Regions from separate parts of the Homo sapiens genome. Here region 2 is linked to region 1. A link is a contact called in ENCODE Hi-C or POLR2A ChIA-PET data. All regions are on one chromosome and are shown on one strand. The core of a region is the stretch at or near the end of the contact, and the rest is flanking DNA. Distances in the headings are between cores, read along the strand shown.

What was found. Hi-C counts contacts between places; a loop is a spot of excess contacts on that map. ChIA-PET counts read pairs that join two places held with the same protein, here RNA polymerase II (POLR2A). Pooled maps may share reads with other maps.
Region 2: a map of B cell shows a loop between it and region 1 (2.3-fold over the local background). The contact joins two enhancer-like sites. A Hi-C loop is called at or near these places in 2 of 168 maps with a recorded cell type or tissue (B cell and posterior vena cava), 6 of 37 single-sample maps with no recorded cell type and 7 of 50 pooled maps. POLR2A ChIA-PET finds 5 or more read pairs at or near these places in 11 of 52 experiments (A673, AG04449, H1 and 8 more).

What each region holds. Positions count from the first base shown.
Region 1 is chr7:77,852,789-77,858,852 of GRCh38, reverse strand. All of the region lies in intron 2 of PHTF2 (putative homeodomain transcription factor 2), which reads right to left. Among named protein-coding and RNA genes, the nearest start is that of PHTF2, 57 kb to the right of the region's middle. Within about 2 kb of position 3,357, at least 2 of the 41 ENCODE cell types and tissues checked have a DNase peak (open chromatin) inside an H3K27ac peak, as active enhancers do.
Region 2 is chr7:77,900,739-77,906,802 of GRCh38, reverse strand. It overlaps PHTF2 (putative homeodomain transcription factor 2), which reads right to left. Exons shown (of 19, transcript NM_001395272.1): 5 at 6,023-6,064; 6 at 4,883-5,041. Among named protein-coding and RNA genes, the nearest start is that of DDX3ILA1, 87 kb to the left of the region's middle. Within about 2 kb of position 3,047, at least 2 of the 41 ENCODE cell types and tissues checked have a DNase peak (open chromatin) inside an H3K27ac peak, as active enhancers do.

The sequences.
Region 1 (6,064 bases), core at 2,108-4,607:
TCTTATATCTTGTTATAACCACTGAGTTAATTTATTTCATTATCACAATAAATTAAACCATGAGACTATATACAGAAGCACTCTTGGGAAAAATGCTATTTAAATGTATGGTGGTACTCTAACATCATCATCATTCCTGTCATTGTTAAATCAACACATATGTATCTGTAATACTAACCCTATCTTTAAAAAAAAAAAAAAAAGTGTATACTTCTCCAAAGACAGAGACATCAGAGGTCACCTAAAAACAAACAAACAAACAAAAAAAACCTCTCAAATTAAACAAATGAGTTACATCAAAGTCTCTTCGGTCTGTTTCTCAAAGAAACTTTAGGACAGGAAGACCAGTGGCCTAAAAGTCAGCAGACCTTAGTTTTGGTTTTAATCACTAATTCATGATCAAGTTATTAACTTCTAAGGGTGTCCGATTTCTTGCCTATAAAGCAAAAAGTTTAACAGGAACTAGATAACCTCTAAAGTCAAACCCTCAACTATCACATAGTATAGTTTCTTTTTTCCTTGTAAACAAATAAAACTAAAACCCAAATTATTTAGGCTACAGATACCCAAACTGGAGACAGTGTGTAGGAGGAAAATTAAGAACTTCATAACCAAAATAGGGAAGAAAAATCCTAAGTGAAAAGGCAAATGTTACAGCAACTAAACTAACCTATCTATTTCTGCTAGGATAAGTCTTATTTTTGGCAAGTAAGTGACATTAAAGAGGAAGAGATGGAAAACATGATCAGTGACTGAAGCAAGCAAAATTGAGGTTTATAAGTGCTATTTAATCATGATTTTGCTGTATGCATGTTAGACAACAAACACCAACTAAATACCCACTTTTCTACCTTTGGATATTAGAAGTCTAGTATTTCAGATTTTTCATTTACAAGAAATTTTAAGCCTCATGAGAATTTTTTTAATCCATGAAATAAAGTACTCTGATAAGTTTAAGGAATATAAAGCAATAACTCTGGGTTGACAGCTGACCCATGTAACAATAATTAATCCTTAAATAAATATAAAAGACAGTGTTATCCCTTTATATACATGAACAAAGTGGAATTCAGAGAAATTAGGCAACTTATCCAAAGTTATACAGACTCTCAAGAACAAGGATTCAAATCTCTGCTTTCTAAAACCCAAAACCTGTGTTCTTGTTAACTACTAAGATACACTGCCTCATATGGTGGTTACCATCAGATGGTTGTGACGGAAGGTTTTTGATCTGAGCCATATTTTACACAGGTGTTCAGCTGGTAAAAATTCATCAGGCTGATTTATATTTCATGTGATTTTCTGAATATATACTGTTACTTCTTTAAAAATTAATACGTGTTTGTATATACATACTCCTTCCATGTTTTAGTCAGGGCTCTTAAAAAAAATCCAATTCAAACTAGCTTCAACAAAGGGAGAATTCCTTAGCGGATAATGGCTGAACTACTCAAAGCTTGGGGCAAAGCTAATCTCAGGGTAGAGAGAATCCAAAGACCAGAGTACCATGATGGCCTGTGGTTGTCTCTTTTTCCTATTCATGACCTCTGGGGCTATCTCATTTCCTCCTTCTTTCCACAACTTTCTCCAATACAGTAACACATCTAGAGGTAGCTCCAGACTTTCATCCTTGTTAACTCCCCCATGAAAGAAGCAAGAGTCTTTCCTATCAGCTCTAATTTTTGAAAAGTTTATGAAAGGACAGCTTAGGTCACTGCGCATACCTGGACTGATCACTGTGGCCAAGGGGATGAAGAACCATCTCTGGCCTTGCCTTAACCACATACCCACCAGTTTGGCCAGATCAAAGGAAGAGTATTAGTAGCAAAAACATGGTCATTAGAGATATTCTTAAGTACTGAAAGATACTCTAATTTGTCATCTGTTATATTGCAAGTCATAAGATAATTACTATTATTATTTTTAAGAGTGATAAAGTCATCCCTCAGTATCTGTGGGGGATTAGTGCCAGGAACACTTGCAGATATCAAAATCCATGAATGCTCAAGTCCCTTATAGAAGATGGTGTAATATGTGCATATAACATATGCACATCCTCTCATATACTTTATATAATCTCTAGATTATTTATAATACCTAATACATTATAACTGTTCTGTAAATAGTTGTTATACTGTATTGTTTAGGGAATAACGGCAAGGAAAAAAAAGTCTGCACATGCTCAGTACAAACAAAACCACCCATTTTTAAAAAATACTTTTAAGCCAGGTATGGTAGCTCACACCTGTAATCCCAGGACTTCGAGCCTAGGAGTTCAAGACCAGCCTGGGGAATATAGCAAGACCCCATCTTTACAAAAAATTAAAAAATGATCTGGGTGTGGTGGTGCGTGCCTGTAGTCCCAGCTACTTGGGAGGCTGATGTGGGAGGATCATTTGAGTCCAGAAGTTCTAGGTTACAGTGAGATATGAGCACACCACTGTACTCTAGCCTGGGAGACAGAGCAAGGCACTGTCTCTAAAAATAAATAAATAAATAAGTAAAAATTTTTAAAAATTTATTTTTGATTCACAGTTGCTTGAATCCACAGATGTGGAGCCCACAGACCTGGAGGGCTGACTGTACTTCATATTTATTGACAATTTATAAACCACTTAAACATTTATTTTTATTTTTTAGAGATGAGGGTCTTGTTATGCTGCCCAACCTGGACTCAAAATGTTGGACTCAATCAATGCCTCAGCTTTGTAAGTAGCTGGGTGTGCACACTATAGGTGTGCAACATCACACCTGGTAAAAAAAACTTTCAAGAAATCATATTTAGGTTATTGGAGCAAGATGGTCAAATACAAACCTCTAGCAATCATGCTACCAGAAGAAACACCAAATTGAACAAACTACACAAGAAAGCACCTCTATAAAAACCAAAAATCAGGTGAGTAAACAAAGTACTTTGTTTTAACCCTTATCAAGGAAAGACACACTGAAAAGGGTAGGAAAGACAGTCTTGAATTGTCAACACCACCCCTCCCACATTCCCAGCAGCAGCCACGTGGTGTGGACAGAGTATATCAACGTGCTTGGGGGACAGAAAGTGTAGTGATTATGAGACTTTGCATTGGAACTCGGTGCTGCCCTGTCACAGTGGAAAGCAACATGGGGCAGAATTCAGCTGGTGCCCCTGGAGGGAGCATTTAGACCAGTCCTAGGCAGAGGGGTATCATCCAGCCAAGCAGTCAGAAACTGCGTTCCGGCTAGCCCTACCACCACAGGTTACCGCCTTCTGTGGCCCTAAATAAACTTGAAAGGCACTCTAGGCCACAAGGACTGCAATTCTTAGGCAAGTCCTGGTACTGTGCTGGGCTCAGAGCCAGTGGACTTGGCGTGCATGCAACCCAGTGAGATAGCAGCTGGGGCAGCCAAGAGAATGCTTGCACCACTCCTTCTCCAACTCCAGGGAGTGCAGCTCACAGCTCTGGGAGAGACTCCTTCCTTCCATTTGGGGAGAGGAGAGTGAAGAGTAAGGAGGACTAAGAAGACTTTGTCTTGGAACTTGGATAGCAGGTGAGCCACAACAGAATAGGGCACTGGGCAGAGTCCTGAAGTGCCCATTCGAGGCTGTAGCTCTCAGACAACACTTCTAGACACCCTGGGACAGAAGGGAACCCACTGCCTTGAAGAGAAGGACGCAGCCATGGCATGATTCATCACCTGCTGACTAAAGACCCCTTGGGTCTTGAATACACATAAGTGGTACCCAGGCGGTACTCACTGCAGGTCTTGGGTGAGACCCAGGGTCCTGCTGGCTTTGGGTGTGACCCAGCACATTCTCAGCTGTGATGGCTACAAAGAGTGATTCCTTCTGCTTAAGGAAGAGAAAGGGGGACTTCGTCTTGCAGCTTGGGCACCAGCTCAGCCACAGTAGGGTAGAACACCAGGCAGGCTCCTGGGTTCCTTGATTCCAGGCCTTGGGTCCTGGTCAGCATTTCTGGACCCAGCATGGGCCAGAGCAAAGCCTGCTGCCCTGAACAGAGAGAACAGGCCTGGCATTACTCACCAAACACTGAATGAAGAGCCCTTGGTCCTTGAGTGAACACTGGCAGTAGCCAGGCAGTACTTGCTGTGGGCCTGGGGCGGTGGTGGCCACAGAGAGAAACTCCTACATGAGCAAAGGAGAAAGAAGAGTGCAAAAAACTTTGTCTTGTGGCTTGGGTGCCAACACAACTGCAGCAGAATACAGCATGGAGTAGATTTCTAAGATTCCTGACTCCAGGCTCTGGCTCCTGGATGGCATTTCTGTACCTGCCCTGGGCTGGGGTTGGGGGGTACGGGGAGTAGGGCAGGGGAGCTTGATGCTCTGGAGGGAAGGACGCAAGCCTAGCTGGATTTACTACCTGCTGACTGAAGAGCTCTTGGGCCTTGAGTGAATGTTACTGATAGCCCAGGTAGTAGTCGCTGTAGGCCTTGGGCAAGACACAGTGCCATATTGGCTTCAGGTCTAACCTGCACAGTCCTAGTAGTGGTAGCCAAAGGGGTGCATGCATCACCCTTCCCCCAGCTCCAGGCAGCTCAGCAGACAGAGAGACTCCATTTGTTTGGTGAAAACTAAAGGAAAGGAAGAGACTCTCCCTGACAATCCAGGGAGTCTTCCCAGTTCTTACTGAAGACAACCAAAGCAGTACCTGCACAAGTTTGCAAGAGTCACAGCATTACCAAGCTTGGGTTGCCCCCTGATGCAGACATGGCTGCAGTGACCAAAGATTTAGATCACAAAACTAAATTCCCTTTGAATACTTGGAAATCCTTCCCAAGAAGGATAGGTACAAACAAACCCAGGATACAAAGAATACAATAAATACCTAACTCTTCAATGTCCAAACATCAATGAACACCCACAAACATCAAGACCATCCAGGAAAACATGACCTCACCAAATGAACTAAATAAGGCACCAGTGACCAATTCCCGAGTAACAAAGGTATGAGACCATGAAGACAGATAATTCAAAATAGCTATTTTGAGGAAGCTCAATGAAATTCAAGATAAAAGAGAGAAGGAATTTGGAATCCTATTAGAAAAATTTAACAATAAGATTGAAATAATTTTAAAATGTTAATCAAATTCTGGGGCTTCAAGATATACTGGTTGACTTTAAAAAAAAGAAAGAGAGAGAGAGAAAAAAAAATCTAGAGCTGAGTGGCCAGGCACGGTGGCTCATACCTGTAATCCCAACACTTTGGGAGGCCGAGGTAGGCGAATTGCTTGAGCTCAGAAGTTTGAGACCAGCCGGGGCAACATGTTGAAACCCTGTCTCTACTAAAATACAAAAAATTAGCTGGGCATGGTGGTGCACACCTGTAGTCCCAGCTACTCAAGAGGCTGAGGCACGAGAATTGCTTGAACCAAGGAGGCAGAGGCTGCAATGAGCTGAGATCACACCACTGCACTCCAGCCTGGGCAACAGAGCAAGACTCTGTCTCAAAAAAAAAAAAATTCCAGAGCTGAAAAATTCAACTGACATACTGAAGAAAACATCAAAGTCTGTCAACAGCAGAACTGATCAAGCAGAAAAAAGAATTAGTGAGCACACTATTTGAAAATACAGTCAGAAGAGACAAAAGAAAAAAGAATAAAAAAGAATGAAGCATGGCTATAAGATCTAGAAAATACCCTCAAAAAGGCAAATCTAAGAGTTACTGACTTTAAAAAGGAGGCAGAGAGAGAGATATTGGGGTAAAAAGTTTACTCAAAGAGATAATAACAAATCTAGAGAAAGATATCAATATTCAAGTATAAGAAGGTCGTAGAACAACAAGCAGATGTAACCCAAAGAAGACTACCTCAAGGCATTTAATAATCAAACTCCTGAAGGTCAAGAATAAAGAAAGGAGCCTAAAACTGGCAAAAGAAAAGAAACAACATGCAATGGAGCTCCAATACATCTGGCAGCAGACTTCTCAGTGGAAACCTTACAGGCCAGGAGAGAGTGGCATGACATATTTAAAGTGCTGACGGAAAAAAACTTTTATCCTTTAATAGTATATCCAGGAAAAATATCTTTCAAACATGAAGGAAAAATACTTTCCTAGACAAACAAAAGGTG
Region 2 (6,064 bases), core at 1,798-4,297, 48 kb before region 1:
CCGAGTGGCTGGGACTACAGGTGCCCGCCACCACGCTTGGCTAATTTTTTGTATTTTTAGTAGAGATGGGGTTTCACCGTGCCATTAACTCTAATTTTAAAAGGGGCAAGTACAAATGCTTACTTAAGAAGTTCAGAGTTTCAGACACAAAGGAGAACATCTTTTAAAACTTTAGGTTTTATATAACCTGTTGCTGGTTATTTATCTGAACTCTTTCAGCCCTGTGATCACCATTCTCTGTAATCCTAGGGCTGGGAGCATACAAATTATATTTTCTGTATATCTTAACAGGAAGTTATTACATACTGTGAAATTCTGACGACAAGGCATTAGAAAAAGGAGGAGGAGCCACTTTCTTCCTCTCTTTTTCCTTCTTTCTTCTGACTGTATCTTTCTAAAAGTGATCATGTCCCTCCCATGGTCTCAGTTCCTGAGACAGTAGCTTTTCCTCCGTAACTCTGGTATCACTTCCCCTTTTTGTTTTCCTCTCAAGTTAAGGTTTAGAAGATATATGGAGAGCCGGGCGTGGTAGCTCCTGCCTGTAATCTCAGCACTTTGGAAGGCTGAGGCCGGCAGAACACGAGGTCAGGAGTTTGAGACCAGCCTGGCCAATATGGAGAAACCCCATCTCTGCTAAAAATACAAAAATTAGCTGGGCTTAGTGGCACACGCCTGTAGTCCCAGCTACTCGGGAGGCTGAGGCAGAAGAACTGCTTGAACCTGGGAGGTGGAGGTTGCAGTGAACCGAGATCATGCTGAGATCATGCACTCCAGCCTGGGCAACAGAGCGAGACTCCGTCTCAAAAAAAAAGAAGATATATAGAGAAAACATTCACTTATTTTATATAATGCTGAGTTATACTTTTTGAGCATTTAATGAAGTCCTACGAACTAGACAGTGCTGCTAGAGATTTCTGCTGGAGATCAACTAAGACAGAATGTTGTTGGGCACAAATATTTCAAAGGCAGGACTTCACGTACTGGGCAAGGGGAACTCTAGGAGTAGGCTGGATGCAATGGCTCACACCTGTAATCCCAGCACTCTGACAGGCTGAGGCGGGTGGACTGCTTTAGCCCAGGAGTTTGACACCAGCCTGGGCAACAAGGCGAAACCCTGCCTCTACAAAAAAATTTCAAAAATTAGCTGGGAATGGCAGTGCATGCCTGTAGTTCCAGCTATGGAGGTAGAGGTAGGAGGAATGATTGAGCCTTGGAGGTTGAGGCTGCAGCGAGCCATGACTGCACCACCGCACTCCAGCCTGAGCAACAGAGAGAAACTGTGGTGGCTGACAACTGTAATCCCAGCACTTTAAGAGGGTGAAGTGGGAGGATTACTTGAGGTCAAGAGTTCAAGACCAGCCTGGGCAACATATTAAGACCCCATCTCTACAAAAATAAAAATAAAAATAATTAGCTGGGCATGGTGGCGTGCTCCTATAGTCCTAGCTAGTTGGGAGGCTGAGGCTGGAGGATTGTTTGTGCCCGGGAGTTCAAGGCTGCAGTGAACTATGATCGCACCACTGCACTCCAGCCTGAGCAACAAAGCAAAACCCTATGTCTAAAAAACAGAATAGAATAGAATGGAATATTATCTTCCATTTTTAGGACTGTTAATCTTTAAGATTCAGTGGCAATTAGGCAATGCAGAAAAAAAGACAAGACACAGTCTCCGCTCCCTATCCCTTGGTTTAGACCAGGGGTATCCAATCTTTTGGCTTCCCTGGGCCTCACTGCAAGAAGAAATGTCTGGGGCCACACATAAAATACACTAACACTAACGATAGCTGATAAGCTTTAAAAAAATTAAAAAAAATCTCATAAGGTTTTAAGAAAGTTTATGAACCTGGGTTGGGCCACATTCAAAGCCATCCTGGGCTGCATGTGGCCTATGGGCCATGGGTTGGACAAGCTTGGTTTACAGGAAAGAAGAGACATATAAAGAAACAATGAAAATACCTGTTATGAACTAAACTGTGCTCCTTTCATCCTCCCCACACAAATGCATATGCTGAATGAAGCCCTAACCCACAATGTGACTACGTTTGGAGACAGGGCCTATAAGGAGGTAGTAAAGGTTAAACAGATTCGTAAGTGTAAGGCCTTAAACTGATACGACTCTTGTCTTTATATGAAGAGGCAGAGATACCAGAGTACTCTCTCTCTCCACTCACACACACAAGAAAGGCCCTGTGAAGACACAGCAAGAAGGTGGACATCTACAAGTCAGAGAAGCCTCATCAGACACCAACTCTGACATTGCCTCACTCTTGCACTTCCACCCCTCAGAATGGTGAAAAAATAAATTTTGTTGTATAAGCCACCCAATCTGTGGTATTTTGTTATGGTAGCCCAAGGTGACTAATATAACACTTATGATTAACTGCTATAATATACATAAGAAAGATATGTAACTACATTGGGGAGTTACGAAAGGATTCTTCAAGAAAGTGATGTCTGATGTCTAATCTAAATTTGAGAGAACATAGAGGATTGACTAAACAAAAGGGAAAAGGGCTACCCCACGCAAAGGGAGTTGCATGTCCAAAGACACATAGGCAAAAAAGCATGGAATGTTTAAGAAACAGCAAAGAGCTAGTTTAGCCTGGTTAAGGTGGGATAGAAATTCAAGGAGGGATTTGAAAACTCAGATTGCATCTTGAAAGCAATGATAACTAGTGAAGAAATTTAGATCTTAAGCAGCTGGTTTGAATTTGTCATTTAATAGGTAAATGGACAGAAAGTAGAAGATGATATGAGGTTTCCTGGCAGTAATCTTGGCAAGAAACTAGGCAACCAAGACATGCAGAAATGGGGATAGAGCTGAGAATACATAGCTGAGATACTTAAAAAGCATGTAATTGAAATAAAAAAAACTATACATAGTTATATAAAACCAAATCTGACTGCATTTGATTCTTTCTGCCTTTCAAGAAGTGCGAACAAGAATGAGGACATAACTCAGAGCACTGCAGCACCCTGCTTTTCCACAGGGTGCTGCAATGGAGACAGACATACAGTGGTTTTCAAAGGTAATGGCAGCCTGCCGAGGGTCATCAGAGTCACATCATGACTTTGGCACTAGCTGTGTGACTTTAAGAAGGTTAAGTCATTTCTCTAACTAAGCTTTACTAGGAGAATGTTTAGTGTTCATCATAAGGGCCTTATGATTAAACTTGGATTCTGAACTTAAAAATATCTCATTTAATGCCCAATCTAACCCGTGTTCCCTATTTAACTTAGAGGAACCAGTAAGTAAATTTCAGACACAATATAATTATACAATGTCAGTGAACTTTTAGTTACATTGGAAACTTGTTTGTCGTGGAATACTAGAAAGCAGCAATATCTTAAAAAGCACAATGCACTGTGATGTACAATCAATGGTACTGAATTACTCTAATAAACTATTGCAATTTCTGACCACATTCAAATAAAGTTTTCTCATCTAGGTAAGCCAGAAAACCTTTGAAGATAACTATACTTAAATTAAGCTCTCTTAAGTCCTTTTGAGAAGAAAACAAGAAAATGATAAAAATTATGATCACTATAACTAGAAAATACTGATAAGCAAATATGATCACTTCAGCAGTAATTATAATAGCAAAAAATAGCAATCAGCTTAACTGCCCAATATTGAAGTAGGACAAGATATTTTCTAGTAACTTAGAAGTTATATTTACAAAGACTTTGATATTATGACATTAGGTAAAAAAAAATGTAGCTGTTCATATAAAATAATCTCAACTATTTAAAAAGTATTATAAATTTAAAGGCAAGATGATGGGTAGTTCTTTTTTTCTTTAGCTTTTTCTACATTTTCCAAATTTCCTGCCATGAAAATATTATTATATCTTTAATCAGAAAACACATACACACATTCTAATAACAACAAACCACAAAATTATCATAGTCCACACCCTTTTATGTATATAAGATGTAACCTGGCTTAGAAGAAACAACTTTATCTAAATAACAGTCTGCAGTTTTTATTATATTTTCATTTATTTAAAAAGTATCTCTTAGAATCTGTTGATAAAACAAATTTAAATAATCATTCAGGATTGTAATCATGGTTTTTTTTTTTAATCACATATTAAAAAGACTGAAAGGACATGAACCAAATGAAAATAACGGCTTTGTTCACGTGATGGAATATGAATAGTTTCTTCTTTAGTTTCTAAATGCTCTACAATGTTATACATGTTGTGTTATATACTGCTGCTAAGACTATGCACTAGAATGTTGTTTTAGGAGGCACCATAAGAGCGGTTAAGTGTGTGGTTCTGGGATCAGAATGCTTAGAATTGAATCTGGGCTCTACCATACTTGATGACTATGTGGCGTTGGGCACTCAGGTCTTTCAGGTCCCACGTCTATAAGCGAAGCATAGTAACAGTCCCTGTACTTCATCAGGTTGATGTGAGAATGAAATGAGAATCTAGAAAGCACCTAGCAGAGTGCACGGTATACAGAATTTTGATAAAGTATAAGGACAGCTCACATCACGGTGGTAAAAGGCACAGAAAAAAGAAACTATACCTATGGCAGGAATAATAAACTTGTATAGGTTGTATTTTTAAAAGACTGGTATGTATGTATGTGTGGAAGATGCATTTTGATGAGGTTTTTTTTCTAATTTTAAAAAATCTTCTCGATTTCTATTTTTCTTTAGCCATCTATAGATTCAAATATTCATAAAATTATACTGAAAAATAACTGCTTTGTTTTCTCAAATATTTTTAATACCAAATCAATTATGTGCCTTTATTAACATACTTATACATCATACTCAGTAGTAGTTAGCATATGTTTAAAACAAAGACTTATTAAACCTAACAATGTAACATTCTGAAAAGTAAAAGCAAAAATCACTTAATTATACCTTGAAGAAGATAAAGGACAAGAAGCCAGAAAAAGATGACCTTTGATGTTACTTGTAACCACCACCGGAAGAAAAAGGGGAAAAATACAACTCGAACAATTCCCTTTCTGGTCAGAGAAGTCCAAGGACTTTCAGGCTTTGCCTTTGCAAATGCAGACCCTGAAAAAAGTAAAATAGGACAACAGAGTATATTTATATATTATTCTTTAATTTCTTTAAAGAAAAAAATTTCAATGTTTGAAAAACATCACCACATAATTTTATTCTGTATTATACTATGAGTGAGAAATGTCCAATTTATAGATACTTTAAATATTTTGAAAAAAACATTTTTTGAAATAACAGAATTTCTCCCACATATTTTATAAATATAGAACAATATTCAAATGTCAGTTCTAGTTAGGAATTACAAATCACCACTTTAATTGTTTTTTGGTTTTGTTTGTTTGTTTGTTTGTTTGTTGAGATAGGATCTCACTCTGCTGCCCAGGGTGGTGTCAAACTCCTGGGTTCAAGAGATCCTTCTGCCTTCAGCTTCCCAAAGTGCTGGGATTATAGGTGTGAGCCATTGTACCTGGTCCCATTCTCTCTTTTTAATACTATTCTTGTCTTCATCAAGGTTCACAATGTTTTTATTTCTAAAAAGATAGACAGACAGATAGATATCTGATATAGTTTGGAATATCAGTCCCCATTCAAATCTGATATTGAATTGTAATCTCCAATGCTGGAGGCAGGGCCTCATGGGAGGTATACGGGCCATAAGGGTGAAGCCCTCATGGCTTGAGGCTGTCCTTGAGATAGTGAGTGAGTTCTCAGGAGATCTGGTGATTTAAAAGTGTGTGGCACCTCCCCACTACCACTCTCTGGCTCCTGCTCTGGCCATGTGATGTGCCTGGTCCCGCTTGCCTTCTGCCATGGGTAAAGCTTCCTACCCCAGAAGCAGGTGCTGGTGCTGTGATTTCTGTACAGCCTGCAGAACCATGAACCAATTAAGCCTCTTTTCTTATAAATTACCCAATCTCAAGTATTTCTTTATAGCAATGCAAAACAGCCTAATACAATATTTAAACCTATTTTGAATTCTGTTTCTTCCAGAACAATGTCTACTTGTATTAAGCATTTATTTATCAGACTCACCTCTTACAAGATCAACATCTATGAGGTCTGGTTTCACATGTG